Regions from separate parts of the Mus musculus genome. Here all the other regions are linked to region 1. Evidence: chromatin loops called from intact Hi-C (ENCODE). Cell type or tissue: heart. All regions are shown on one strand.

Region 1 (5,000 bases):
GTTGTTGTTGTTGTTGTTGATTGTTTGTTGTTTGTGTGTTTTGTAGCCTGGGTGCTTGAAAGTTACATGGGGCAGTCTTCCAACCCACTGGAGCAATTTCTATAAACACATATTAACTTAAAACCAAAGCCTCAAGGTTTTGCCATGCAGAGCCTCATGCAGAAGCCTTATATATCAGACACTCCTGGACTTGAAGCACGGTCTGGCCACTTCCTGCTTATCTGAGCATCATTAATTTGTATACTAAGCTTGGGGATACTCATCCCTTAAGGTGAGAATCCCTATGCTGGTGTCCTGCTGGGTGAAAGGATACATGACGCATAAAAACGTCTGTGTACATAGAGCAGAATGTGTGAGAAATATTTGCCAAAATCTTCAAACTCAAAAGTTAAGATATACTTTGATCAAAAATAGCAATAAGCCGAGTTTGGTGGAACCCACACTCAGGAGCGAGAGGCAGGTCTACAAAATTGAGTTCCAGGACAGGTCAGGGCTAAATAGGGCTCACACAAAACAAGACAACAAAATGCAAACCAACTAAATAAAAATAGCAATAGTATAAATATAAAACACAAAAATTAATTCCCTTGAGCCTTAAACAGTAAATTATGTGATCTCGCCTTGATGTTTACCTATTGTATCCAAGGTTGCTTTTTTCTTTTCTTTTTTCTTATTACTCATAAATACATCTACGTTAGGACCTCTCAGTGGATTTCTGCCCAAGCCCTACAACCAGATCGTGTTGGGGGAAGAGTGGACAGGGTGAGACCTAACAAATTATTGCAAGGTTTCGCTATCTTATTTTCTTCTAGACTCTGGCCTGTTCTCTATGGAGACTATAAGTTCAGGTGCTATTTAATTTCTTTGCTTAAAGTCTGGGGACAGTGGACAACAACATTTAATGCCTCCTAACAGTGACATACTACCCTAGGCGTATTTTGTTTCTTCTAACAAGAGTGGCAGATATTTGAATTCTTGTTCCTGGGAAGCCCAGGCCTTTACTGCCATTTGCTCAAGTCATGGAGCTGATCGGAGGCAGCACATTGTAAGCAAGGCATCAATTATGCAAAGAATTTTGTTTCTTTGACCAACAAGAATGTCAGGCACTAAAGGGCAAATAAACCGGCTTTTCTCCAATCTTAGTAATTAATTTCCTCTGGGGGAAATGGGTGATCTTTTGTTTTATGAAACAAATGTAATGTTCTTATCAATAGAAAGGAATGATATGGAGTCGATTAAATTGTATTTCTCCCATTGAAGGTATAAGGACGTTTCTCGTGTCTAAGTACTGAATTCTGTAGTTATTCTAAAGGAGTCCAGCTTTCGGTGTATTTTGGAGAAGGCACACGAGCCATTTAAGGTCAAGCAAACAAATGGGCAACTCTTAACCACGTGCATTGCACAGGTTTCCATTTCTGAGCTTGCAGAATCTTGAGATCTTTAGAGCCCTGCTCCATACCTGCTCCATGAAGTTACTGGATAAACCTCTTGTAAGGATCTGCTAGCTAACTGCTCCCCGCTCCAGCCTGCACCCTAATTCGACCCACGCTCCCCCTATTCTCTTTCATGCACACGCTTAGATGCTGGACACCAGACTCCTGGCCAGGTTTTAGGCTCAGTTCAGAGGAAAAGGAGGGCGGTAGGCGATCGGCGGCGCGCACGGAGGCGCGCGGGCCGGGGCGGGGACAGCGTGCAGCGTCGGGGGCGGGCGCAAGCTAGTCTCCGTGCAGCTCGCCTTTGTTCTCTGCCATTGTGAGGCACTTCCTCTCTGGCACTTCATTTCGGCACCCTGTGGGGAATTCGGAACTGGCTTTTGGGCTTTAGTCTGGGGTACGTGACGCTGTCCTGAGCCTGGGCTCTCCCTTGCTACCCTTCTTCCCCATGCTTGGCGGAAGGCCGAGTGCAAAGAGCTCCTTGCCCCCGACCGCTGCGCCGCCGCTCTACCGGCTGCTCCCGCAGGAGGCATCTTAACCCAGGACCGGGACCGCACCTCCCGATCGGCCACCGCGGCAACCCGTCCCCTCGGATCTGCACTGGGTACGGGCGCCGGCGGCTCGGGCGAGCCCTGCAGCGAGGGTCGGAGGCCAGCGCGCAGCCCGAACCCGGCCGCCTAGGCGTCCCAGGAGCCAGCGCAAGTGTCGCAGCAACACTCCCTGGCGCTCAAGCTCCCCGGCCGCCTGGCGGACTCCTCTACCCCTTTATATAGCCCTCTAAAAATAGCTTGCCTCGTACCGCCTTGTAAGGCAGCAGGGAGATCCGCAGCGCGCCAATCGGCGGCTGCCGTCGGGGCCAGGCCCCGCCCCATGGTCCTCTCCGAGTGCCGCATTGGTCCTCAGTGACTTCATGAGCCCCCTGTTTACCTTACATGGTCACACGCGGCCTAATGGACGCCCTCCTCCGAGATCCCACGGCTGCGCGCAAAACGGGGCGGAGGGAGGGAGTTTGGGGAGGGGGAAGAGCAGGAGGAGGAGACAAGGGGGGGGGACTACAAACTAGCGAGGATGGGGTGGGGGGTGGGGAGGGAAGGGAAGGGGTGGGGGGGGAGAGAAGCGATCGCGAGAAAAAAAATGCAACCTCCCAAAATAAAGAGCAAAGATTGCATTAGGAGCGAACAGCGCTGCAGATATAGATGGCAGCTTCGTGTCAGTGAGTTTGCGTTCCCCTTCCTGATCCACGCGCTGGAGTGATTAGAGCCCTGGAAGGGAATTGTTACTCCCGTGAAGTCCCCTTTTCCTGGCAGTCATCTGCACTGTACACGCTGGATCCCTCTCTCCGATCCACCCCACTCACTCGCTCCTCTCTCACCTCCTCTCTCACCTCCTCTCTCTCCCTCCTCTCTCACCTCCTCTCTCCCTCTCTCCTGCATTGATTTTTTTTCTCTCCTTTTTTTAGTTGACTGAAACAAAACAAAACAAAAGGGCCACTGGATGTCTGCCTTCTTGGGGGGTGAGCCAGACAGACTGACAAACAAACAGACCCAGCTGAGCTCGGGGGAGGGTTTCTCCTCCGGTTTTGCCCGGCAGCAGCAGCATGGACGTGTTGGCTAGTTATAGTATATTCCAGGAGCTACAACTTGTCCACGACACCGGCTACTTCTCAGCTTTGCCATCCCTGGAGGAGACCTGGCAGCAGGTGAATGATTTAAATTACTTGTGTAAATCGTGTGGCGGCGGCGGAGACGCAGGGGCTGCGTTTGGTGTGGGCTTTGAGTTGAAATTTTTTTAATTAATTTTTTCTTTTTATTTATTTATTTATTTTTTGGCTGTGTGTTGTTTAAAATGTTTTGTGAAACAATCATATGCGCTTACCTCTCCACCCACCCCTAGCCCCTTAGTGTGTTGAGCTGAGCCGGTCCTAGCTGCCTGCATTTCTGTCACCAACACACATCCTTGCGCACACGTTGTCGGCTCGCTGTCCCCTAGCAGAGAATTGCTGGCGAACTTCTCGGGTTTGGAGGAGCCGGGTGGGAAGGTGGTCGAGCAATGGTTGACAGGATACCACGTTCCTAGATGCAGGAGTTCTGACCTTAGTACTTAAATCAGCTTTATCCATTTCAACTGGTCCTGAAGACCGTCAAGGGGGGTGGGGGGAAGCACGGAGTGTTTTTCCCAGTAATTTACTGAGTGTCAATAAAGAATAGGAGCTTGATTTTTAGATACAAGGTGAGCTGTACGAAGAGAAGCCAGGTGACAAAAGATGCTTAAGGATATGTACAAGGAAGATGAGAAGATATGTCTCTCTTAGGCTGACAATGTATTGTATGGTTTCTCTAGCTAATGCCTCCAGAGAGAGCAGCCTGTACTGTGTCCTTGCTTTTTGTTTGTTTGTTTGGGGTGCCTCTCAGGTTAGCACCACCTTGGACAAAGGGTGGTGTGTGCTTCCTTGCTTCCCTACTTTGTCTTAGAGGACTAGTTAAGAAAACTCCTAGGATGCTAAAGGGTACCGGTGCCAAGTTCTCTTGGCATCTCCGGGAGGTTGAAGCCTGACTGGGGACAAGTTCACTGGGCTTTGTGAAGTGGAATAAAGAAAGTGCTGGTCAGTGGAAAGTGCTGGGTCTGCTACGGAAACAGTGGTTTTTCCAGCCGCGATTAGGAGGTGCTGAGGGGGACATTCTGCAGGAAAGATGGTGGTGGGTGGGGGCGGGGCGGCTGGGGATAGGGACACCACGGGTGTTTAAAAACTCTACAGTGTGCACCGTGGAAAGTCCAGGAAGACAGTCTGGATTTGCACGTTCAGAGTGTGAATTTGTACAGTCCATCCTGGAGAGAGAGAGAGAGAGAGAGAGAGAGAGAGAGAGAGAGAGAGAGAGAGAGAGAGAGAGAGAGAGAGAGAGAGAGAGAAACCTTGCCCTTGGGGAGGGCCCTGGGATCCTTGGTGTGTGGCTGCTCATGTAACTTCTCTGCTCAGTGACAGCAGCTTGTTAAGGCTAATGAACGGCTGAGTTTCCTTTGCCAGGATCCAAAGCAGGGTTTGCCAGCTTGAGGCTGGGATGTAACAGTTGCTGCTTTAGGAAGAGATGCTAAGCTCACGGTATAGGGAGCCAGTGGTAAAGCGCTCAATCTTAAGACTGTGCCATTGTTACTAGTTGTTGCCTGGCTGGTAGCTGCGGGAGTTTTCCTCCAGGTATTCGCTGCCCGTGTCTGTGTGTCTGTGTAGCGCATGGATTCCAGTTGGAAGGCTGGCAGATGCTGTCCTTTGCTAAACACGCAGGCAGAGTACTCACATCGTTTCCTATATACATCCTTTCCTGCTGCCCTTAAGAAGAGTATGTCTCATGTCGGATCTCCCTACATCCTTTCTTTTGTATTTTGATATGAAGCAAGCCAAAATGTTGCCAGAATCTCGTTTTTTTTGTTTTGTTTTTAGGTTTTTTTTCCCCCCCTAAACAGCCTTCTTTTCACCCTGTCAGCCCACTGGTGTGGAATCAGTTGCATATTAACTACAGTCTAGACTAGTTAGGGAAGGGAATCTGTTGATTTAGTCAGCATGCCCGAGGCAGG
Region 2 (5,000 bases), 100 kb before region 1:
CTTGTTAATTTCCCTCGTTTCCCTGTGTGTGCGTCAGAATAGATTTGTGCCTCTGACTCCACTTACCAGAAGGTGCTCCATGACCCTAATCTATGTGTATTCCTGGAATTTAAGTGGACATATGGATTGAAATGCCAAATTTGTCATGCCTCCCGCATGCTGGACTCAGAGGAGCATTTCAAAATAAGATGTGAAACATGGGCTTAGTGCAGAAGAGTCTAAATGGTATTTTTAAAAAGCATAACAAATGTCACAGGAGTGCCCTTTCTTGACTCTACACTTTAACTATCCTGTTCTTATGAAGCCACAGTCACCCTGAGAGGTCACAGTATCATTGTCCTTGGATAGGGAGGCTGTGGGGGTGGGGCTGGCTGGGATGGGCAGATGCTTTGGGGATTAAGGGAAAGACCACACTTCTGCTTGAAGGGACTCTTGTCTTGGGCAGTGGTAATATGACCCTCTGAAATGACCAGGCCACTTGGGGAAAGGCAGAGAAAGTGACTCAGGAAGGAGGCTGTGACCTGAATTCACTTGAAACCTGATGTGGTCCAGTACCGAACTCCACCTCTATTGAAAACAGGGGGCAACTCCTCCAGTTATCAAAACAGGCTGCTTACATGAGGCAGCAAGAGAGGCAGTCAGCATCAGCCACTTTTGTACAAAGGGCTAGGCCACCAAATGAGAGAATATGGTGACAGGGACCAGACACAGCATGGACAGAGGTAGACAGAGTCCTTGTTCTAACTGCCCTCTTTCCTTCACCAGAGATTGCTTCCCCAGACTATTATACTGAATGCCTCTTCTCTCTTTTTGCTTTTGCGCTCAAAATGACCTGTGTATTTTGGCTTTACCTTTCAGAGGAGATGATGGTACCCGTGAGTCAGTAGGCACAATAGGGCAGATCTTGTATGTTCCTGTGTTTGCCAAAAGTCTTGCAGACAAAGCCTAGCATCATTTGTACATGCATAGAAATCATAACTGCCATGGACTGAATTGAGACCTTTAATCATAGCCCATAGTACCCTTGGATGGACTGGTTTTTGAAATAAGGTCTGTAAAGAGGTGATTATGATAAAATCACTGTGAATAGTGTTCCATAAGAGATAGGATAACATAGAGAAAAGATAGGGATACACCAGAGGAAGTTGCCCATTGCAATGCCAGAGCAAGGCCTTCAAAGGGGCCCATGGAAGTGGTGCCTGGATTTCAAACTTCCAGTTTTCAGAAAATTAAGTTTTGTTGTTTAAGCTGCTGTTTCTAGCATTTCTCTAAGGCAGTGGAGTTGATGAATGCCAATATTCAGAATAAGCAAGAGGAAGACAACAAAACAATGAAGAAGTATGGCATCTGGGGAGGTCTGAACTTTAGGAGAGAGGGAGGGAGGGAAGGAGGGAGGGAGGGAGGGAGGGAGAGAGGGAAGGAGGGAGGGAGGGAGGGAGAGAGGGAAGGAGGGAGGGAGGGAGGGAGGGAAGGAAGGAGGGAGGGAGAGAGGGAGAGAGTTCATCTATTCAGCATGGATCTCCATATCTGTGGAACTGCCTTTTATTTATTTATTTATTTTTAGGCTCAAACAACTACCAATCAAAACGCTCAGAAAAAATATTCCAACTGAACCAGACTGATACAGACTTTTTCTTGTCATTGTCCCCTGAACAATTCAGTCTGGCATCTATTTGTCCACCGTTTACGTTAGAGCAGGTATTACAAACAATCTAGACAGACTGTAAAGCAGACTTGGGTCAGTACAGATACAGTGCCCTTTAGCATCATGGATTTAAGCCTTCTGAAGACTTTGGTATCTGCATGTGGGGTGGGGATGAGCTGGAACCAACCCTTTGTAAACTTGAAGTGAAGCACCTTTCAAAAGACAACTGTACTTTCCTTTAAGCCCCTTGGAGCATAGCACGGGCAGCCGGAAGGGGATCTTTATTTTCCCTCCCAGAGAAAATGAAGCATGCCATAAACGCTTAATAATCTGTGGCCACCAGCTGCCGGCACCCCATCTCTGCAAGGCAAGGATAGATAGATCTGGTGATCTGCTCTTACTGGGTACTTAACGCTGGAATTCAATAGCGTATCTTTTCACGTTCCCGCTGGATCCAACCTTGCTGAGTCAGTGCTACCCCAGAGCTTTAGGTTCACAGCTTGTGTATAACCTTGGTTCCAATTGTGAGTGTTCAAAACAGATAAAATATTTAATGTCTTTTTATTGCTCCTCTCAGCAATGCTTAAAGTCCTTGTTGGCCTCTCGCACAGAGGATGGACAAGTGGCTCCTTCCCTTAGCTGCTCTTACAAGCTGCTTTGCAAATGGCTCTGGCAGGTGGCGCAGCGTAGGGGGAGGGCTCACAGTCTGTCCCTGGAGCCTCTGCTGTGCATTGCTCTCTGTAAAGTACCATCTCCCAGCCCTGGGTAGCCTAAACCTCCCTGCCCCTCCCCCACTCCCTTCTTGAGGTTATTTCTCCCTCCTGACTCATGCCTGCTGCTTCATTTGAGTAACTGTGCAAACGTTTAGCCAAGAGGCCATACCGGGCTGTAGGCTTATTTGGGGAGTTTCCAGCACAGGCACTGCGGCAGCATTCCATGCCTTGCCTTCTGGTCAAATAAGGACAAAGGGAACCACGCCTTCCATTCTTGGCAGTGAAGTAAGAACTGTTAGAATGCTGTGTGCTGTGTAGATGATTCTTTCCCGGCACTCCAATGACCCCTTGGTTGTAGAATTATAAATCAGGAAGAAGAAGTACAGAACATGATCTAAGGATGCTCAGGGACAGGGGGCTTATCTCATGCTGTTCTCATCTTCCTGGAGGAAGTCCATGGTGCCTTCTCAGTGGTCCAAAGAGGATGTGCTGCCACCCATGTACATGTCTTCTTTGTCATCAAAGAGAGTCACAAAACAATGCAGTTAGTCTAATACACACATACCCTACCTGGAAATAGAACTCAGAGGAACCAGTACACCTCGGCTGTTCTCGAGAAACACCCTTAGCAGAAAGAAGCCCCTGGTGGGGGAGATGACAAAACAGAGGTGGCTCTAACAGGTTGTCTTTAAAAGCCAATGTAGGTTTGTGATCAGAGCGTTTGGTCTCTGTAAACTCCCATCCTTAGTCTTGTGGAGAACAAAAAAACTTCCAGGGTAGGAGAGCAATTTACAATCCAACATGGAGGTTGTAGGGCTGGGGGTAGGTGTACAGGCAAACAAAGTAGTTCATTGAACTCAAGACCAAGGAGCCCCTCCCCAAACTTCTGATACTTTGTGGTTTTATCTTTTTACTAAACCACAAGCCTAATGTCCATGCAGATGGACCTACCGTGTGTGCCTCTCCCTTCCTGGGAACAGGTAGATGTAAGGGTCAGTGTGTTAGCCACCAGCCCTTTCTGAGAGCTCAGCCTCTTTCTAGAACATGCTTAATGTTATCCGTCCGTGTACTTTACTGGTGTTTAGGAGAAGAAAGCAAACAAAAATAATGGACAGGACAGTGCAGGGATATTGTAAGTGTTTTCTTTACAAGCATTTGGAGATGAGAAGGGTAAACGATCTATTTCCTCACAGAGGACCCTATACATTAGAGCTAAACTAATATTTGGAGGATGATGATCGTGAAAATTTTAAAGGAATCCCTCTGGGGTTGGGATAGAGAATGCTTCTACATAAGATAGATATTTACAGCTAAATGGAAAGAGCAGAAGGTAGAGGAAACAGGCCACGGGGCTCCCTAGACTTGCCATGTGTTCTTATACATCATGGTCCTTTCTTTGAGAATATATAGCTTTTTGTTCTATCCCCTTTAGCCCTTGCCCTTGTACCTGTGTCTCCTGCCTTCTTTCCACCCTCCATGTACTGTTGTCTCAGGGGGCTAAGTGTCCTAGATGCTCACTGGTTTGGGAAGAAGAGCTGTTCTTCCTGACTTTAACACTGTCAGGTTTCCCAATACACATGAAGCCTGACTGAAGAGTCAAGTTCTGAGCTTGAGTAACAAGGGGCCTGATCTGTCTCATTCCTCTTCCCATTCTTAGCATATTCTTTCTTCTCTCTTCCCTGTGCACTCAGGATTTACCTCAGGAGCTGCCCTCAGGACCACGGGAAGTGCCCAAATATCTCTGGCACAGTTGTAACTGAAACTGTTGCAGGTGGCTAGCTGCCATGAGAGCCACTCAGTTAGGTGACATGGTATCCATGGGAGGGGGCAGGGCGGGGCGGGGGAGAAGGAAGAAGAAACAGGGACATCAAAAGAAGAGAGGTAGGCAGATCAGGACCGGGTTTCTTGATCATTCATTTCCAAACGGGATGGCAGAGTCTGAGAATGCGCAAGGTCCAGGCCTGGCGTGAGTCAGCACCAGGGCTGCCTACTGCCAGTTGATTACATTAGCGTTAGTTAGAAGCCAGGAAGGAAGAGGAGATGCTGTATGTAGGATAGATGGAGAAGGAAGAAAATTGTCTTCATATCTTTTGAATTATTTATGACCTGGAAGTTTACATGCTAAAGTCTAACCGTAGAGACCTGATGGGGAGGGCTGGGAAGAGAGCTCTCCCTTCCCTTAAAGCCACAGAGCGCATGCTTTGGGTCCCCATGGAGGACCAGGAGAATGCTAACAATGACAGAATCTCTTGGAGAAAGTGGAGCCCTCTTAATTTGTATTGTGACCTTGAAAGCAGAAACGCAGCCCAGAACCCTACTGCCATCGGGCGCAGGACCGCAGATTTCCCAGGAGCCTCTGGAGCGACGGACATAAACCTGTGAAAGCACCGTACTTTGATTTTGTCGAGTGGTAACACAGGATGACTGTCAGATCAGTGGACAAAGGAGATCTTCGCCTCTGGCTTCCAGCCAGATGGGAGAGAAACAAAGACTTCAGAGCCCTGGCTTTCCATCCCCCACCCTCTCCCTCCTCCCTGTGTTTTTCTCTTCCTGCCTTAACCACTTAGAGACCATGCTTGGGATAGAGCCTGCTGACTGCTCTTATGTTTTGGGAAATCATGTCTAATCACACGTATCCCTGT
Region 3 (5,000 bases), 250 kb after region 1:
CCTGGAGCAGTTTCTGGAGAGAAACTGTTGATTGTCGACCTTTGGGATGGAGGCACCATCTCTAGTTGGCTGGTTGGATCTGTTCTGTGGTTTCTTCTTCACTATTTTGAACTAAGGACAAAGAACAGCCTCGGGTCTTCTTTCTAGCAGGGTGTCTGTCAGAACCCCCTGAGTGCTGTTTAAAACACATTGCTGGCTCATCCCAGACTGTTTCACCCATTAGCTGTACAGTGCCCCCCCCCAATACCTGTGCATCTTGTACAGGCTCCAGCACCGATGCTGGTGTAGGGATTTCATTTTAAGGACCCTCAAGCTAGGAAAGGGAAATGTTAAAAGAACAGACAGTAATCGGAGCTCCTCAAGCTAAAGAACTGCCTGGTGATAATAACTTCCAAGATAAATGAGACTAGCAGTGGACACAGGAAAGTGAAAAGACCTGAGAAAGAACCAAGACAAACCATGAAATTTCTCAGCGGCTTATACATTGAATGGTGCAAAAACTGTCAGTGTGGAATTCATGGCATGGAGCCGTACCTGCCCCAAGCCAGAGCTCACCTCCCTTTCCTCTCTGAATTATCAGCTAGACAAACAAAGGAAGTCTCTCTTTCCTTTTTGTAAACATAAAATACATGTGTGAAATAAGGTTTTAATTTCCCCTTCCTTCTCCATGTCACACACATAAATTTTGTCATTGCTAATGAGCTCATCCATTCAAGGTAGGATATGTTATTCATCTGAGCAGGCAATTTAATGCCTTAAGAAAAGGCGGATCCCCAGGAGGGGCAATGTGCATCACCAGTCTCTAACACACAAAAGATGTATGTTGAAAAATCAAGGTCTGTGCCCAAATGTGCAATGTATTTTTATCCTAAACCCATTCCAACATTAGAAATATGGTTTCAACTAGATTGAAGATTTTTCTTCTCCTAAGAAATGTGAGGGTTGCCAGCGAGTGATGGAGTTTCCAGAATTCTTCTCCCAATGCTTAACAGATGAATTTATTGGACGAAAAAGTAAGAGCGACTCCAAGCTTCTCTGGAAGCTTGCCCAAATTCAGCAACAGTGATATCAATAAGTGTCACATGGAGGCATGCATAAAAGATGGGGGGAAAGGGAAGCAAACACACAGCCACTAAAAAGACAGTAACGCTGAGCATAGCTAACCATGATGGACCATTGGAGTCAGGAGAAGAGACTTGCTAATCCATCAGCACTGCTTGGGGGCTCATCAGGAGGACCATAGGAATGAGGAAATGAAGTATTGAGGGTTCAAGAACACAGCACGTCAGCCTTTCCATTCTCCAGGGAGATTCCGAGATCTCTCGCCATTCACAATATGCCTTCTGTACAGAGTGCTGCAGACTGTCCCAGTTTTTGGAAACACCAATAGCTTCCAGAGAAGTTCCCCAACGTTGGAGATCATGCAAGTATCTTCATGTTGAAATAATAGAATCTTTCCTCATGGTGGGAGAATTCAAGGAATTGGGCATAAATTCATACTTCTCCCCATTTTAAATCTCAAACAGCTGACAAGCGACACCCCCACCCCCAAAGTACATTCTCTTTATCTCTGTTCATACAGTGGAGTTCACCAAGTGTGCACATGTTCAGTGAGAGAAGCACTCATTTGAACAATATTTGATTTCAAACTGATTGCTCAAGAGCCAGCAAGCTCTCAATGTCTTCTCTTGAGTTTCATGGGTAATTCCAAAGTTCCCACCAGAATACTGAATTCTGTGCAGGTGCACCCTGTATAGTTTCTTGTCACTAGGGCATAGGCTAGACCGGTCTGATTTTAGTGATTCCTTGAACATGCTTTTTATACCTGCCTGGAACTGGGCATGGCTCTCTGATCTCAGTCTCCTATGCGAGTTACTCTGTGGTCTGTGGCTATAGTTTCTTGTCACCTTTCTGACTTCTTAAATGTGACATGACACTAGTAGAGTCCTAGTCTTTCAGTTCACAATGAGCAGAAGCTTTGTTCCTTTTAAAACTATAAACAGCTTTGTATAAGCAATGCTGTCATTTAATCTTTTCTGCCACCTAATCCAGAGCATGAGAAGGCTTTCCAAGAAATAGAGTTTGGCTAGGGAAGGATGAAAAGACTGGACTCAAAAGAGCTGGACCAAAGTCAGTATGAGACAAACAGGCCCTTAATCATTTCACATCTGCCCAGCACAGGGCTTCAGGCCCAGGGCATTCTCTCTCTCTCTCTCTCTCTCTCTCTCTCTCTCTCTCTCTCTCCCTCACTCCCTCCCTCCCTCGCTCCCTCTCCCTCTCCCTCTCCCTCTCCCTCTCCCTCTCTCTCTCTCTCTCTCTCTCTCTCTCTCTCTCTCTCTCTCTCGCACACACACACATACAGAGTTATGAAGAGAGAGTAATGTGTTGCTAGAAATCTCTCTCTCTCCTCGTGTGTGTGTGTGTGTGTGTGTGTGTGTGTGTGTGTGTGTGTGTGTGCATGTGCATTTTCCAGATGTCTGTCATTGCTAAGTATGGTCCCTCCATAAATGCTACTGAAATTACATGGGAGGGATCAGTAGTCTCTGCAAGTAGCATATACTATATAAAAGTCAAAATTGATATGTGATCATGTCACTACCGCCATTCCCTTAAAACGTTGCACCTCCATCAAAACCTGTATTGCATTAACACTGTGTTAGTCCCTGATCCAAACGCAAGCAGGTAAAACTCACTTTAGAGTTTGCATTTTGATAATGAAGACAACACATCACACATCAAGGATAAGAATGGATCATGGTGCTTCGGTCTGTCAGAATGTTATCGCTGTCCCACGGAAAGAGCCTTACAAACCTGATGATCAACGATAGGCTCACTGTGCAAAAAGGAAGTACTTACCTTAAAATTCTAATATGCAAAACACAAATAGAAGCATTTCTCTATAGTGAGGAGAAGGCCCTCTAGCGCACACACACACACACACACACACACACACACACACACACACACACATCTTCCCAATCTTCCCAAAGTATCTAAGTCATTAGCTTTTTAAATGGAAACTTCTACCCACTATTCCCAGAGAACTACAATATAAACCCACTGAGTCTGCTAGTGAGGCTGCAGAAAGAAATTGGTATTGAAGCTATGGAAACTCAGCTTGGATAAGATCACAATCACACAGACCTGAATGACAGAAAGACAGGGGATTCTCCAAGCTACACTGACTCTCATAGTATTGCCTGTCTGCAGAAAGCCAATCTCATAGATTCCATCATGGCATTTATTAGATATCACCAGAAATATTACACTCATTAACTAATCATCCCTGCTCTCTCTCTGTGGGATCAATCAAGCTTTAAGACTGAGTAAAGACTAGCTTCACAGTGGTCCTTCTTCAAGCTGCAGTTGTTTTGAAGGCTACTGCTATATGGAACTCCATCTCTGTATCACGATCCTGGGGTGCCCAATGCCAGAAGAACCTGTATAAATATCACCCCTCTTCATGGTCAGGGATCCACATAATTGATGAAAGAAATGAAAACAAACTTTGTTTTTAACTTTACAAGGAGGGATTCTCTAAGCTAAATCTTAAAGACTTCTAACATGGTTGGTAAGCTTTGCTCAGTCCCACATGTTTCCTCTCAGAGGTACAACTTAGTTAGGCAAGCAATGACTGGTATCAAATAAACTCCATGCTAACATCATACTATTAGTTGGAAACAAAATGTTCCTTCCATGTTGAGGCCGCACATCATGCCTGACTCGTTCTTCACTTCTGATGTGTTTCCCTGGAGACCTCTGGCAGCATTTTCTAATGAGTTTCCCCATCATTAAAGGCAGTGTTGATGATGGAGAATTCACTACCCATGAACCTGTGCCACTGTTCCTCACCAATGAGATGCCTCCGTTTGTTCATTGTTTGAACTGAAGTGGGTCTTAGAGGCTTTACTTAGTGTTTCAATTTTTAAGTTAAGAGAACTGAAGTTAAGAAACAAAAATGATTTTTCTCAAGGCATAAAATTAGCTAATGAGATGTAAAGAGGTATTTAAATAAATCAGACAGAACCAAACTAAGGAAGGATTGGTGGCAGGCAGGAGACAGAAAACGGAATGCTGGGAGCAAAAATAATGGAAGTAGCTTAATTTAAAGAAATAGTCAGGCAAATTAAGACAGTATCTACCATATATCTATCTCTTCTCCATCCATCCACCTGCCCATCCATCTGTCTTTGGGCTATAATGCAAGAGTTCTGTCTTCTTACAGAGCCATGTCATAGTCTTCTAAATTCTTCTCTTCTGGAATGGTAGGAACACCTAGGCTGCCTCTTAACCTAAGCCTTTCAACATGCATTGGCCAAGACAACACTCTTGTCTGTAGATTTTTCATCCATAAATTCAACCAGTCTCACATAAAAAACAATATTTGAAAACAACTGCACCTGTAGAGAACGTGCTCAGACTCTTTCTTGTGTTGATTCCTTAAGCCATCAAGTGTAACAGCTATGTGCACAACATTCATGCTAGCCTTGGCATTCTAAGTAATCCAGAGATGATGTACAATCTATGGGAAGATGCATCTAGGTTATATACAACTTCTACATCATTTTATAAGAGGGACTATAATATCTGAGGGATTCAGTTTTGGCAGAGTGTTCTAAAACCAATGCCCTAAGGACACTGAGGGATGACTATAGCAACACTGAGTTGGGGTCCAGGTGTTCAGTAACATATAACACAAAGCGAGGAAGACAGGTCAGTCTCCTGTGTCATGAATGAGACAGGATGTGATGGTGGCTTGTCTCATGTCTCCCTAATGTGGCCTCCCTTCTGGCAGTTGTTTAGCCATCTTGTGTCTGTTTTTCTATCTATAGAATAAAGCTTACTCCATGAGTCACCTCTCACCCCACCACTCTCATAGCACGGTACAAGAAGACTGGGAATAAGGTGCCATTTAGGACTTTTATTTTCTAGGATTGAAGAGAATTGTCATATATATCCATAAATATATGAAACCAAAAAAACATGATCCTAAGTTGGCT
Region 4 (5,000 bases), 170 kb before region 1:
TATTTGTCAGGTCCCTAGAATGCAATCAAAATCCAAATCATGATGTTCCTCATGTTCCTCAGTTCAGGCTGACCCCATTTCAGGCGACCCCGATCTGGACTGATCCGAGCAGTACAGGTCTTGATCTGCACATAAAGCCTGAGAGGTGCTGCAAGGCAACAAACAAGCTATGGAATTGCTTATGTTGTTTGGGGTGAGCAGTCTGAGTTGGCTGCTCCTCGGACTCCGTGGTAATAACAGTTAACTGCTCATCGGAGCTGTGTTAAAACTGGTCACGGTGTAGACAGTTTATAAACAGGGTCTAGGAGGGTGGCTCTGTGGGAATGAATGACAGAAGGAGAACTGGGAAGCAAGGGGTTAACTTGAACAGAATTTCCTGTGGGGACAGTACATGTGTGACACTTCCTTTCAAGAGTATAAACCAAACACATCAAGAAAAAAAAAAAAAAAGATCCACTGTAACAAAACACCTCTAGCTTTCCAATTTGGGGTAGAAGGGTTTTCACAGGGTAAGAAGATGGGTTATTTCTAAGGGGTTTTGTTCCCATGACAACTGGAACCAGGGAAGATCTCTTCTCATTGGCTCATTAGTTGAGAACGTCTTATACTTATAAAAATACAGAAGAGTGTGATATGGAAAGGCACTTGAATTCCATGTGACCACTAAGACAATAACATAGCATTGCTCCCGCCATCTGGGCCTTCACCAGGTCCAAATTGCTTCCGTGTGTTAGATCACATTTTGCCCTCCTCTTGGGACTCTGCTCCTGCAGGAGCTGCTCATACTTCCTCGACCCTCACATGGGCCTGCTTGAGCTGAAGGGCTTTATTCAGATGTGCAGTGGTTCATGGTCAGCATGGTGCAGGCCTGCAAGCCTGCTTCTATAGCCGCTGAGGGCTTGTGTGAAGTGCCATTCAAGCTTCGTGATGGCATCCCATAATATAAGGCCCTTAGGTAATGTGACACTATGTCTCCAAGTACACTGTCTCCCCAGTGGAACTGTGGGGCCTTTATTGTTCCATTTATAGATAGGACATGACATAACCTGTCCTCTAGACAGGGGCAGCTAGGCAGAGCAGAAGGGTCTCCAGCACCAAGAAGGATATGACCATTGGGCTTCTGAATTCCACTGTGGATCAAATCAGTCTGAATGCTCCAGCCACTGTATCAGCCCCATCTGCCCTGTCATTTAAGAAGTGAAACTTAGGACCTGTGCTGTGTGCTGTCAGCGGACATGTGCCGCGCTATCTAGGGAGAGGGTAGTTGGATGTACTCACTGTTCTGAAAAGTTCTGAGAACACGGTGGGTCAGCACATCCAACAAGAAAGTTTTATTGTTCTATCTATCTATCTATCTATCTATCTATCTATCTATCTATCTATCTATCTATCTATCGCTTTTGTCCTAAATAGTTGATTTTTCCCCCCCAAATGGGAGGGCTTTGACAAGAAAAGAAAAAAAAAAAAGAAAAGAAAAGTGCTACGGTCTGCACTGAGAATATTTTGGGGTTCCTGAAGAAGAATGAGGGTTTTTCCAGGGGCCTAAGGCTTTGCTCTCTTCACCCCTAACTCTCTGAGAACTCAGATCCTTCTTTCTTTGGGAGGCTTGGGTTGTGGAGCAGGCAATTGGCCAGGCCGTGGGTAGTTCACAAATTTGTTCGTTTGAACCAGGAGCATAGACATCCCCAGTACTATGTAAAGCTTCCTTCAACCCCAGCCTATCTTCCAGAACAGAAGCTCATTTCTATCCAACAGGCTTCCCTGAGAACAGCCGCTGTCCACTGAGGCAGCTGACTACTAAGTCATGTTTTAATATCACTAATTCGTTTGTCTGCGCTCTTGGTCTGGCTTTCTCTATCTTCATAGAAACGAGGGAGGGAAAGGAAACAGTCGATGCTGATGCAGCCGGGGAGGCTGGAGACTCAACGTAGAGTTGGCGAATAGTTATGTTTGAGCAACAGAGTCACACCTTGTCCTGCCTGTCTCCCCAGCCTGTCCCCCACCCCACCGGCAGTGCCTCTTCACAATTCCCCAGCTTGACAGCTTGCTACCTGCCTGGCTCTGGCGGCTCAGCTCCCAGCTGCTCCCCTGGGCCTCTGTCTGGTTTGTCAGTGGGCTGCGTCAGCATCACGCCACACTATCTCCCGTTGGCCCAGCGCTCAACGCCTGACGGGCCAGCCCTCTCTCCCTTCTCTGCTGGGGCCAATGGGAGTCCAGGGAAGGTTTTGGTTACAAAGGAAAATAAAATAAATAAGTCATACTCCTGCACTCAGGAGCCAGGGCGAACCATCTTCACGGCCTCGTAAATCTTTCCTTTTAAATGTGTCCTTCTCTTTCTAGGTGCCCCTCCCAGCTCCTCACTCCCTTGGGCTGGTTGCTGCTCATAGTGCAAGGAATACAAAATGAGATCCTGGGAACTGGCCCTCCCTTTGGGAGTGTGCATGTAGCCAGCAGGAGAGAACGCATGGCAGTGCCAGCCTGCTGCTGGCCCTTACCCTGACTTACACCTCAGTCTGCCAGTTCACCTTAGAAGCCTGCCACTCCTCTTCTGGGCTAATGACCCCAACTCTGCTTCTTTATTTCTCACTCAGTGGAGGTGGGGGGATTAGTGTCATGTCTTATTTAAAGAGCCTAGACATTTTTTTAAACCTTTAGTTTATAAGACATTTTGTTAAACCTTGTTGCCCTGATCTCTTGTGCAAGGTTTTGTTCTGTTTAAGGACACATACCTTAAGGCAAAGGACTTATTATCTCCCGCCCTGAATGTGGATAAAAGTGCTTGAAAGTTGGAATCCTGGGGGTCTGGGGAGAGACTCAGACCTCCTGAAGGAGCGGAAGAGAACAGGGTGGGCACTGAGGGACACATTCTGAACAGAGTCTCTGCCTCCTCTGAACTGTCTCTGGGAGCTCTTATCGGGGTCCACCTGCTGTAGGACCAAAGCCCTAACCTTACAGGTAGAGGCCATCTGAAGGAATCAGGTCCAATCAAAGGGCTGGCATAGAGATGGTGTATAGGAGAAGTCAATTCTTTGCTGGTATAGTGATGAGATTTTTATGAAATACTCTTTTGGTGAATAGGGTAACCACCAAATTCCTTTAAGGTCTAGGATAAAAGGGGTTTTTACTGAAGAACCTCTGAGTGTCACAAAGAGATGGATTTACTGCAAAGTCAGTGACTTGTAACCTTAAGGTTCTTCATTTATGAGGCTCCATATTCATGGATCTGAGGTTGACCAAATAATACACTAAGCAGAGGATTTGCCTGTGGGAGTAAGAGATCTGCTTAGGCTCTGTTTGAACAAAATTCTATCTGTCTGTCCTATCGATCTATTGATCCATCCATCCATCCATCCATCCATCTATCTATCTATCTATCTATCTATCTATCTATCTATCTATCTATCTACCATTTTATTTGTTCGAGACAGGTTTCTCTGTGTAGCCCTGGCTACCCTGAAATTTTCTTTGTAGACCAGGCTAGCATCCAACAACTATCCACTTGTCTCTGCCTTCTAAATGCTAGGACTAAAGGTGTATTCCACTAAACCCACATGTTCAAAATGTCTCTATCAGGATCCCAGGCTGTTATGAGAATTTGGAGTTTAAAGAGTGGCAGGAAATTGGCTTTGGGTAGATGAGTCTTCCTTCTCCCAAAGATTTCCTGTCCTATACAAAACGGCACCAAGGGGCAGGAAGAGAATGTGTCCATGAGAATTCAGGTTGCCTCTTGCTTGGGAATGGAGGTAGAGAAATTTTCTTATAGGCTATCAATAAGATGCCTGAAGATGGTAGTACTTTGTATACAGGGAGTAAGCAGATTTTTAAATATGCACAGCCAGAAACTACTTTGCAGAAAATGTCTTCAAATCCTATACTTCATCTTTGTGAGGAAAAGCTTGGTCCATGTCTTCTCTGATTTGATAGCTATCCTAGAAGCTTCCCAGGCAATGCCTCTAATGGGTTCTGAGATTGAAGAAAGCCCTTTCTGAACTGTAGATAATGAAAGGAAACGTTTGAACAACCATGAAAGAGCAAAGGCAAATTATCATTCTATTTCCCCTTCATAAAACTATTACTTAACCATTCTCACATGCACAAGTAATGAGAGGATCCAGCCCACAGTTTAAAGGGTCAGCCATTGCAGAGGTGTGTCAGATGTTGACTCACAAACGATTGCATCATTGCTCTGGATTTATAACATATGCAATAATTGCTCACTACAAATGTACCAGGTTTTGCTTTCTTATTCCAAATATGTGTTCTTTCTTATATACCTGATTTCATGTTTATCTTCTAATTTGATTTTCCTGGAAGATACTTCCAAGTTTTGTGACCTTTGAGTATATCATAAGGTGCATATTTGCCCTCGATGCATCTGGGTGATAGCTAGGTGACAGTAACCAATGGTATTTCTTCTGTGGAATAGAGGAGATGTGGAGCCAATGTCATGTTCCACGTTTGGAACTTGGTCTAGTTTGTAGTCTGAGCCCACATTTGGAAATGTTTCTGGACATAGATATGTTCTTCAAAGTTGTAAAGCTCTGTGGTCTTTTAAATAAGTTACAGACTTCTGAATTTTTGGATTCTTCAAAGCAAAGTAGGAGAATCTGACACAACGAGATATTTCTTTCTAATACCTATATTCCATGTTTTCCCCTCTGAAGTGGAACACAGCGTTGATAGTTGGGGTAAGAGAACCTTTAGGAATAGCCAAGAGCTGTATTGTCATCTATGGTGTCCCCTGTATCCTGGTGATGTTTTCCTTGTAGCTCCCATCATGCCTACTATGCAGTGTGGGTACAGCTCATTATTTGTCAACAAGCCTCAACTACATTTATTTATTTGTTTGTTTGTTTGTTTATTTATTTATTTATTTATTGTTTCAGAGTCATAATGGATGCACACTCAGGATTCATTAAAGAAAGAAACTCTATCATGAAGTTTTTATGGGAAAATGTAAGCAAGTATGTTTATAAAAAAGAGTCTTCAAGTGGATTCTA
Region 5 (5,000 bases), 360 kb after region 1:
TCCATCTTTCCTTTTCTCTTTTCTTCCTAACCCATTCACTGTGCTGCCTCTGGCACCCAGACCAGGATAAATAGGGACAAGGGCAAGGTCTATAAACTGGTGATCTTGTAATCCTTTGAAGATGTTTTTTTTTTTTTTAAGTAAGATGACCAGATGCTGGCTCTGGCATATCCTTGTACTTTTGGGGGGACTCTTGAAGAGATATTTCCTTTCCTCAGTTTGTTCTATAACTGCAGCTCTCACACTACCCATGTTCCTAACTGAACCCCTAAATGTGTTCTTGGGCTTAAAAGATTCCATATGGTTTCCTTTGCAAACTGGCAGGAAGTCCTATAGGGCAGGTGCCTTTCAGCATCACTCTGACTTGCTAGTTTCCTCATTAGTCACTTACTCCACAGAAAGTATCTCCCTGTCATCTGCTCCCTGGAGCAGAAAGGAAGCCTGAAGCCTCTCATAGTGTCTGCTTTTATACTACCACCAAGAGTAACTACAGACATCCAGACCAGGTTTCTCTCGTGCCTACCTTCTAAAAGGCCACCAACATCGGTCCACATCAAGTTGTGAAAGCAATTCTAAATGCAGTCTTCTGAGTGTCAACATGAATTATGATTTTAGTTCACTTGACTTCACAAGTCTAAGACACCAGCTATGTTCTCAATGAGTGGGCATACCTGACCCTTCCTCTCTCACTGGGTTTCTAGAGTAACATGTTCTCTGCAAGATACAGATGATTTTTTTCTTGAGAATATTCCAACTTTCTACTTGGTGAAAAAAAATCATAGGATTAACATTCTTCTCTCTCATAATCTTAGACAATTTAGAGAGATAAATGTATGGCCTTATACCCATACATAAATATGGATGTTTTAGCTTTATTAGAATATATATATTTCACATATAAAAGCTTATATCCATGATAGTATTTTTTAGTACTCAAGCCAAATATTATCCCTTTAGATAGTATGGCTCTTCTAGTAAAGTAAATGTGATCCTTCAAATCTTGTCAATGGCACAGAATACTTTTTTTAATTCATGCATTCTTATGAAATGAATGCAGAGTTTATTGGATGAAGAGAGAGAAGATGGATAGGTAAACAGATAGACAGAGATGGGCTTACTTTCTAATTCTTCTAAATGCTACATGGTGACCTTGGGAAATGTCATTTAACCTTCCGGTCTCTTAGTTTTCTCAGTTATAGACACACAATTGTCCCATGGCTTGCTGTGAGAAATGGATGAGATTACTTTCCAGCGCTACGTTATACTGCAAGGAGGTATCAGTGAGATGGGGCAGGGGATCTGTAGCTCTGCTATTGCTTTCAACATTTGTCACAGGCTCCATTTTACCACATGCAGATCAGACACTGGAAGATTATGCCCCAGTTTCCTGCGGGCAATAGTCCAAATAGGAGAATCAAAATAGCTGTGCAACCATCAAAATCTGTCCCAGAATTCCCCCCCACCCACCCACTGAAGCCGATAACGATGACTACATCATAGGGTCGTTGTGAGAATCAAATCTCTTAATGTAGTGCAGTGCCTACTACAGAGACAGCGGTATCCAACATATACAATGATTAGATTCATTAGTGCCCTGTAAATTCCCAGTGTAAAATACAACAGGGTTACTTCCCCCTTCGATGCCTAGGTTCTGTCATTTTTGAATAAGCTTAGTTGCTATGGTTACCTCCCAAAGACACAACGCTGGAAAAACGTGTTGGAAGATGGGGATTGATGGCAGAAGGCTTTAGTGGACGACACAAAGCAACTTCAGCAGTGGAGACGTTTTAATACATGTGAGCAGTCTCCCTTGGAAACCAAACTCACATTTTGCCAAAATGGAAATGAACCCCAGAAGTGCAGCCTCAGGAACTCTGTGCATGGCCTCTAGACGAGACCCAGACCCCAGATCTCAAGAAGAGACCCAGACCCAAGATCTCAAGAACAGCATCTCTGGCCCTGACCCAACCCCAGAGCACCTCAGTTTCCTCTCCCAGGATCTGACAGTCACAAAGATGTAAGTTGTTAGACAGCCTTCATCAGATGCTATTACTTCTGTGTCGAAGGAAAACAAGGTGGCCAGCAATCAAGTTCAGAAAGAAGTGGGCAGAGCAAAGAAACATACACCATTTGGTGTTTATGCACTAAATAATAATGGGCAATTCCTGCTAAATTCACTAGCAGCCATTGATGTGTGTTCTGGGGGCAGGCAGAGGTCTCACTTCCTCTCAGCCCTGTTCACTGAGCAGAGTGATGTTAACAGCCCAAGCCGAACCCTCCCCTCGGTGTTGCTTATAAATGGGTTTTCATCTATGAAATCAGCCACAGCTCCAGCCACTCTCAGTGAGTGAACAAAAGCTGGCCTGACCCTGCTTCCTGTTTCCAACACAAGCAAACCCAAGGCCCTAAGAGGCCTGGCAGACCCAGGGTATTGTATAGCCAGTCCTACTGAAAAGACTCTTTCTGCCTGGTCATTTTTTCCCAGACATTCCAGGGAGCTGTCCTGCTCTTATTTGAAATTCTAACCAGAAGAAAGTCACCCCTGAAAATACCAGGTGCCCCAATTTTCTTTTCACGATGATTCAGCACCACCTAGGGGACACTGCCATTCATTTCTTGTCTTTTCTGTCTCCAGCTCCTTGTAAAGTACTTCTGTCCTCCTGACTCTTGCCCTATGAGAAAGCCAGAGGAGCTCCTCTGCACATGCTTCTCAGACTTCAGCCTAAGTTCAGCTGGAAATTGTGGGCAATTAGCTTACTGCTCAGTGATCACTGCTGAGAGCTGTGGGTCATATCCATAACTGAGCCACAGGGAATTTGCCTTCCTATTATAAGGAGCACCGGATGCTTAGCATCAACTGTAGGGCATGGCATAGAAATGTACTTATAATATGCATACTGGTCTTTCAGATTGGCTTTTAGCATCCCAATTTTACAGAAGAAATTTAAGGTTATGGAAAGTAGAGAGACTTCCCCAGACTTCAAGTCATGGAAGACTTAGTCTTCACTATAAAATGATTTGTTGATATGCTACTATCAGTTGAGTCTTCATAGCAGTGGGCAGCTCACTTAGGTGAGTTATTATCATTCAAACAGATCACTCTAAAGCCTGTTGTGCCATTCTAATAGCAAATACTCAAAACATACATCTAGGTTGAGGGCACTGCTGTAGGAGCTGTCTGTGAGCTGTAAAACAACACTTCATTACTTGAGCAGCAAGTTGCAGGTTAATTGAAAATATGATGCTATTCCATGATGCTGTGCATGATCATCTTGCAGGTCTGTGATCGTAATCAGTAGGATGGCTTGGGAAATACTGGTATAGTGCTGTGAACTTAAGGTTGGGAGAGGAAGTCAGAACTTGGCTATCCTTTCCCCCTAAATGTTATCTCTTAAGAAAACTACTTAAATCCCTTATCAATGTTCCTAATCTATGGAATTAATATAAAAATTATCAGTAACCACCAAATAAATGCAGCAAGATAAATGAGATCACACTGTAAAATGCTAGTACAGAACCTGGCACATCATTGGCACCTAATAAATGACCATTAAGTTATTTAACTTAATTATTCACTCGGTTCATCATTGACCTTGGCCCGACATGGCTTTCTGCTATTTCTAAAAAGGAAATTGATGGTGAGCAGACTTGGTTACATAAACTGTGCTTTGGTAATATACACTTCATTGAAAACTAAACAACAAAGTTCCTTAGGAAAGGAGGATGATAAAGGATAAATAATCTTTGGATTAGGAGAGCTTCTAGAAATGAGAAATTAAACAATGAAAAAGTTTGTCCTTCCAGACAGCAAATCTCTGGGGTTGGAGCACACACAAGGATATAGTATGTAAACAAAACCTAAGCATCCATCCACAGATGAAGGTATAGCCCAAATACACTGTTTACATACAAGAGAATATCTATTACTGTACTTTAGAAATTCCGACACATCAAAAGGAAAAGGGAAAGTTTCCTGTGAGTCTTCTTTTGAGAGTATTTAATTTATAGGGGTTGGGAGCATGGCTCCGTAGTAGAACACTCATGTGGCATGAAGCATAAAGTCCTAAGTCAGTATGCAGTACTGAAAAAAAAAAAGTACAGATAAAAATTAAATGAGGGTGTGAGGTGGAATCTCCGGATCATTTTGATTTGCATTTCCCTGATGGCTAAGCATGCTGAACATTTCTTAGGTGCTTCTTAGCCATTTGAGATTGCTCAGTTGAGAGCTGTTTAGCTCTGGACCCCAATTTTAATAGGGTTATTTGGTTCTCTAGAATCTAATTTCTTGAGATTTTTGTATATTTGATATTAGCCCTCTATTGGATGTAGGGATGGTAAAGACCTTTTCCCAATGTGTAGGTTGCCATTTTGTCCTATTCACAGTGTCCTTTGCCTTACATAAGCTTTCAATTTTATGAGATCCGATTTGTCAATTCTTGATCTTAGAGCCTGAGCCATTTGGTGTTCTGTTCAGGAAAATTTCTCCTGTGCCACTGTGTTTGAGGCTCTTCCCCACTTTCTCTTCTATAAGTTTCAGTGTGTCTGGTATTATGTGAAGTTCCTTGATCCACTTAGACTTGAGCTTTGTACAAGGAGATAAGAATGAGTCAACTTGCATTCTTCTACATGCTGACTACCAGTTGAACCAGCACCATTGTTGAAAATGCTGCCTTTTTTCCACTAGATGGTTTTGGCTTCTTTGTCAAAGATCAGGTGACTATAGGTGTATAGATTTATTTCTGGGTCTTTAATTCTATTCCATTGATCTACCTATCTATCTCTGCACCAATACCAGTTGTGGGATGGGGCCACCCACCCATCTCCAAAATTTTAACCCAGAATTGCTCCTGTCTAAAGGAAATACAGGGATAAAGAGTGGAACAGAGACTGAGGAAAGGCCATCCAGAGACTGCCCTACCCAGGGATACATCCCACCTGCAGACACCAAACCCAGACACTATTGCTGATGCCAAGAAGCACTTGCTGACAGGAGCCTGGTA
Region 6 (5,000 bases), 450 kb after region 1:
CTAATGCCGGGGCCTTTGAAGCTGCCTAGTGCTGAGTCTTACTGAGACCAATTCAGTCCTATAGACCAATAGAAATGTCTACATCTACCTCCTTCTCTTACCCCAACCAAATGTTCTCTAGATACTGATCTACCACAGGTTAGTGAAAGAGTGACACTGGCTGTGTAAAGCTGCCACCCTGCCTTCTTCAGTGGGTGAGGGGAGTGGTATATGCACATGTATATGTGCCATTGAGTGTGTACATAGAGAAGATTGGGGAGGACATCAAGTGAGAGTTTGATTATAAGAATTTGGGTACCTTACCAATAGCTACGCCACACACACACATACACACACACATACACTCACACACACACACACACACACACACACACACACACACACAACGTCTCTTTCTCTTCCATCAATCATTAATTGCATGTACACCAAGAGGAGCAGAGCCCCATGACAGGGTACTGACAGACTTGATTTTGTATAGCCTTTGTGCAGGAGACCAGAGCTGCTCTGAGATTGAAGACAACAGCCACATAATGTCCAGAAATCAGTATTCTGTCTTTCTCCCCATTCCCTCCAGCTCTTATGTTCTTTCTGATGCTCCCTGAGCCTTGAGGAGGAGGTAATAAAGATGTCCCCTTTATGGCCAGGCACTCAACAGCCATTTGTTTTCTGCACTTTGACCAGCTATGGGTCTCTGCAGTGACTGCCAACCATTGCAAACAGAAGCTTGTCTGCCTGGAGTTGACAGCAGGTTTTAAATTTTTTAGTAAGGTTAAAATGTTGCTGGCAGTGAGTGTTGGGGGCAGGGGTCTCAGGAGCAATAGAGAGGCATAAATGTTCTCACCCCAGAGACAAGATTCAGCTCTGAGACAAAGGAATTAGAAAATAGTTTTAATTCAGGAGCAAGATGTCGACAGAGTCTTGTCTTATGGAAAAGCTCAATAAGACAGAAATAATTCATCAACTATGGTGGATAAGGGGAAGAATTTCCAGGATTAGTCTGTGTGCTCCCAACATAGAGTCTACTCCTTTTCTGTTCCTGTGAGGAGTGTTCAAATGTGCCATAGATACATAGTGGGAAATGTCAATTATGAAAACCTAATTGTACAGAAATGTTAAAACAAGCAAAGGACACTTAGCATACATCTTGACATTGGTCCCAACTGGTTTCACAAACATCCTGGCTTTTTTGTTTGTTTGGTTTTTTTTTCTCTTGTTACTGGACTCTAAAGTTCATATTGCTTACTATTTTAAAAGAGAGAGACAGAGAAACAGGGAAAAAGATAGAGGTAGAGAGACAAGGAAAGACAGAGAGATTGTTAGAAAGAAACAGATTCAAAGCCAGCTTTGAGGAAAGCTGAGGAGATTCTCTGACTCAAATCTGCCTCATTGGTTTAGTGTGGTTTTATGGAGGACAGAGAGAATGTCCAGAGAGGCAGTGGGCAGAGGTCCATGCTCTGGGCAGGGTCTTCATCATTCAGATATATGCCTGCTTCCCTCGTCTCTGCTGGGAATCACACAATGAATTTGGCTATCTTGCAGCTAGTGAATGAGAACCTCTAAAGTCTTCTTTTCAGCCGAAAGGAAGGAAAGAAAGAAAGAAAGAAAGAAAGAAAGAGAGAGAGAGAGAGAGAGAGAGAGAGAGAGAGAGGGAGAGAGAGAGAGAGAGAGAGAGAGAGAGAGAGAGAGAGGGAGAGAGAGAGAGAGAGAGAGAGGGAGGAAGAAAGAAAGAAAGAAAGAAAGAAAGAAAGAAAGAAAGAGAGAGAGAGAGAGAGAGAGAGAGAGAGAGAGAGAGAGAAAGAGAGAGAGAGAGAGAGAGAGAAAGAAAGAGTGTGCTGGTGAGCTCTTTATCAACATGACACAACTGGATTCGTTGGAGAGAACATTAATTGAGGAAATGTCTCCATCTGGTGGTGTATCTGTAGGGCTTCTTCTTAATTAACGATTAATATGAAAGAGCCCACTGTAGATGTCACCACACATGGGCACGTGGTCCTGGATTGAATAAGAAAGCAGGCAGATCAAGCCATGGGCAACAATCCAGTAAGCAGTGGTCCTTTATGGTTCCCACCTCTGTTTCTGTCTGAGTTCCTGCCCTGATTTCCCTCAACAGAAGACGGTGAACAGGGGGACCTGTAAGCCAAATAAACCTGCCTTTCACAAGACGTCTTTGAGTGTGGTGCTTATCACAGCAAAAGGAAAGCAAACTAATATTATACGGGGCAGTTTTCATGATGTCCTGATTTAATGCAGCTCTGCCTAATCATCAGCTTCTAGCTGCTATGCGATTTGCTTTGCTCTCTGCTATACAACATGACTCAAAATATGCCAGGTGAAGGTATTAATACTTTAATGCCCTTCCAGTGCTTGCAACAGCACATAGATCCTACTGCAGTTTTTCTGCTGTCTGAGGCATGTCTCAGGCAACCACCATTGCAGACGTTCATCCTTAACAACGTCATGTCTCAGAACGCAAGCAAGTAGAAAGCCAGAAGAGGCTTAATCTGCTCATCCACTTGTTCCACCAGACTTGATAACAGTAGCCAGTTTCAAAGTGGATTTGATAGAAGGACCTGGGTAGAGGGGCATTTTCTCTCTCTCCTCTAGAAGTCTTTGTGACTTTCCGACTGCCACTCATGGCTTCAAGTTAGCTCTAGTCTCAAAGGATTTTAAAAATCCGCTGGTTTCAAATTCAATCAAGGTCGATGAGCTGCTGAGCTGCTGGCTCCCACTGCCCCTCCCTCCTCCGACCATGCAGTGCCCGGCTTCTGAGAGGGCCAGTGGGAAGCAGCTTTGTGATTTGCATAGCAAATTATCATCCCATTGGCTTCCATTATGAGATCCAAGACAGATTCCAATAGAAAATTCCAGTCCTGGCAATGTGATTCAAATCATCCCTTAGGAATGCTAATTATCGTTCAGAATGCCATCCTGCCTGTGCCAGTGTACCACCTAGTTACATTTAATTCTTCTCCATAGAACACCTGCAAGAAATTAGCCAAATAGGTAATTCATCCACAGAAGAAGATCTTTATGTAGATATTTAAAGGGGAAGCATCAGGTTAAATTCCACTACAGTAGGAATCCCAACTACAGTGTCAGGATCACAAGCTGACACTCTCACTCAGTCTTTGAGCACTCATGTTTTACATACGAATTGAGACTCTCTGTCTCATTAGGGGTAAGGACACCAGAGTAAGAAGGTTGGGTCAGCAATGCTCTTAATGAGTGGCCCAGTTCGTTCATCAGAACTCAGAGGGCAAAAGATGGGAAATGAGTCTGCTGCTGCTGCTGCTGCTGCTGCTGCTGCTGCTGCTGCTGCTGTTGTGGTTTTTGACTAAATAACATTGGGAGTAGATGCTTATGCTCTACTGGTGACAGGGTTATTAACAATTTAAAATACAAGCCATCTTGTTACGAGTAAGCAAATGTTTGTTGACTTTTGTCTGGCTAATTGTCAGCAAAGTGGTTCTAAGTGCCACTTTCCTGATTAGGAGGGTGTTTATCTGAGTTGATGGACTCCGCAGGGGGTCTCTGCAATTACTTCTGAGATTGCAGGCAGTGTGCCTGGCTGCCTGTGCTGGGCAAGACGTCAGATGTGAAACTGGGACTCCTGTCCAAATGGGAATAAATGAAGGTGACGGGTGCACACAGATGTGCACACAGAGCCAAATGCGTCGCCATCTTGGAAATCACGAGAGGTTCTTAGTCCCTTAGTTAATACCCCTGTGGTGACTGTGGCTGACCACAAGAAAGCACGACAATCGAGCCACTGGATTATCTACAAAATCATGAAAAATCAATAAATAGAATCTAACAAATTTTGTCCCCTTAACGAAGAGGGAGAACGTCTAGAGAGATACCCCAATCTCACAATAAACTTGCTTTTTTTTTTTTAATCTTGAGCAAAATGCTATCTCTCAGTGATTCCTTGATCTATTTAGTTTATAAAAAAACATTTTAATTAACAAAAATTATATGTATGGAAGATATTAAGTGCAGTTTTGTGTGCATGTGTCTATTCCCGGGACTCTCGAGATGGGGAGGTAGGACGATTATTTGAGCTCAGGAATTTGAGGCCAGACTGCATGATACTATTTCAAAAGAAGAAATACAGGAAGGAAAGGAAAACAAAGGAAAGGAAAGGAAAGGAAAGGAGGGAGGGAGGGAGGGAGGGAGGGAGGGAGGGAACAAGGGAGGAAAGTCTGTTACAGCATTGTGTATCTCAGGCAGCACAGGCATGCCCAAGACTGTGTGATGTTCACCACCGTCCAGTCACTTACACACCCATCACACCCACAGTCACTGTCTGTTGTTAGGGTCCAAGAATCACTGAAGGAAGACCCCAGACTCAAATTCAAAGGCAAAGCACATTTTTTTCTGTAGAAATTGCCAGCGCACAGGGATCAACCATTTGTCAAAATGGTGACCCCCAGACAAAGGCATGCAAAGTAGAAATAGAAAAGTAGGGAAATTTTAGCTAGGGTTAGGTAACCGGAACCTTCATTGGTAGGTGGCAGAGAAGTTACATATGTCTGTTTCTGGTTGGCTGCTATGTTAGTTTTACTATATTTGCTGAGACTTTGAGGAAATTTCAGAGTCCAACTCAGCTCCTAGCTGATAGCCATCAATGATTAGCCAGCCTTCAGTTGTTCCTGCTGAGGAGTCCAGTCTGCTTCCCTGGGAACCCAAAAGTTCTCCATTCTCAAGGACTGTATGTTTTAGGGCACCTGTCAGTGTGCGAGCACAATTGGAAGATGAGGAGACCCAAAACCTGGTCTCATGTCAAATATCAAAGGCACAAGATGACATCACTAACATATTACTGTGCTGTGTGTTAGATCCTCAGAGCCCATCCATCATAAATTTTAAGTTATACTATTTGGGCAACATCTCCCTAATTTTCCCACTCCAGTCCCATCTCAAAGAAGTCACATTCCACTTTCTGTTTCTATAAATTCCGCTTTTTTTTTTTTTAGATTTCTCTATGTATGGGAGACTAT

Evidence for each region. A loop is a pair of places that touch in the nucleus more often than their neighbours do. Peaks named below come from ENCODE experiments on the same cell type or tissue, not always from the same donor. Only the 100,000 strongest peaks of a DNase experiment are listed, where the experiment ranks them.
Region 2: it touches region 1 in a loop (8-fold over the local background); 11 of 42 quality-filtered maps call a loop at or near these places.
Region 3: it touches region 1 in a loop (2.1-fold over the local background); 3 of 42 quality-filtered maps call a loop at or near these places.
Region 4: a loop joins it to region 1, with 2.2 times the contacts of the local background. A loop is called at or near these places in 3 of 42 quality-filtered maps.
Region 5: it touches region 1 in a loop (6-fold over the local background); 15 of 42 quality-filtered maps call a loop at or near these places.
Region 6: it touches region 1 in a loop (4-fold over the local background); 10 of 42 quality-filtered maps call a loop at or near these places.

Annotation. Positions count from the first base shown.
Region 1 is chr1:64,119,032-64,124,031 of GRCm38, reverse strand. It overlaps Klf7 (Kruppel-like factor 7 (ubiquitous)), which reads left to right and starts at 2,643. Exons shown (of 4, transcript NM_033563.2): 1 at 2,643-3,132. The coding sequence starts at 3,031. Gm35880 (a long non-coding RNA gene) reads right to left here and starts at 2,465. Exons shown (of 3, transcript XR_373464.4): 1 at 2,361-2,465. In heart, a CTCF peak has its summit at 2,016; DNase peaks (open chromatin) are centred at 1,741, 2,271, 3,021, 4,031 and 2 weaker places; H3K4me3 peaks cover 4,085 bases; H3K27ac peaks cover 4,275 bases.
Region 2 is chr1:64,223,788-64,228,787 of GRCm38, reverse strand. The region is part of intron 1 of Gm35880 (a long non-coding RNA gene); the gene reads right to left. Among named protein-coding and RNA genes, the nearest start is that of Gm39654, 30 kb to the left of the region's middle. In heart, no CTCF peak of the experiment used is centred here; DNase peaks (open chromatin) are centred at 2,567 and 4,817; H3K4me3 peaks cover 409 bases; H3K27ac peaks cover 2,106 bases.
Region 3 is chr1:63,872,870-63,877,869 of GRCm38, reverse strand. No RefSeq gene overlaps it. Among named protein-coding and RNA genes, the nearest start is that of Gm13749, 89 kb to the left of the region's middle. In heart, no CTCF peak of the experiment used is centred here; no DNase peak of the experiment used is centred here.
Region 4 is chr1:64,286,416-64,291,415 of GRCm38, reverse strand. The region is part of intron 1 of Gm35803 (a long non-coding RNA gene); the gene reads right to left. Among named protein-coding and RNA genes, the nearest start is that of Gm35803, 9.6 kb to the right of the region's middle. In heart, no CTCF peak of the experiment used is centred here; a DNase peak (open chromatin) is centred at 2,135; H3K4me3 peaks cover 544 bases; H3K27ac peaks cover 394 bases.
Region 5 is chr1:63,760,902-63,765,901 of GRCm38, reverse strand. All of the region lies in intron 2 of 4933402D24Rik (RIKEN cDNA 4933402D24 gene), which reads left to right. Among named protein-coding and RNA genes, the nearest start is that of 4933402D24Rik, 5.9 kb to the left of the region's middle. In heart, a CTCF peak has its summit at 2,596; a DNase peak (open chromatin) is centred at 2,371.
Region 6 is chr1:63,665,912-63,670,911 of GRCm38, reverse strand. The region is part of intron 6 of Dytn (dystrotelin); the gene reads left to right. Among named protein-coding and RNA genes, the nearest start is that of Dytn, 19 kb to the left of the region's middle. In heart, a CTCF peak has its summit at 1,909 (motif pointing left); no DNase peak of the experiment used is centred here; H3K27me3 peaks cover 1,467 bases.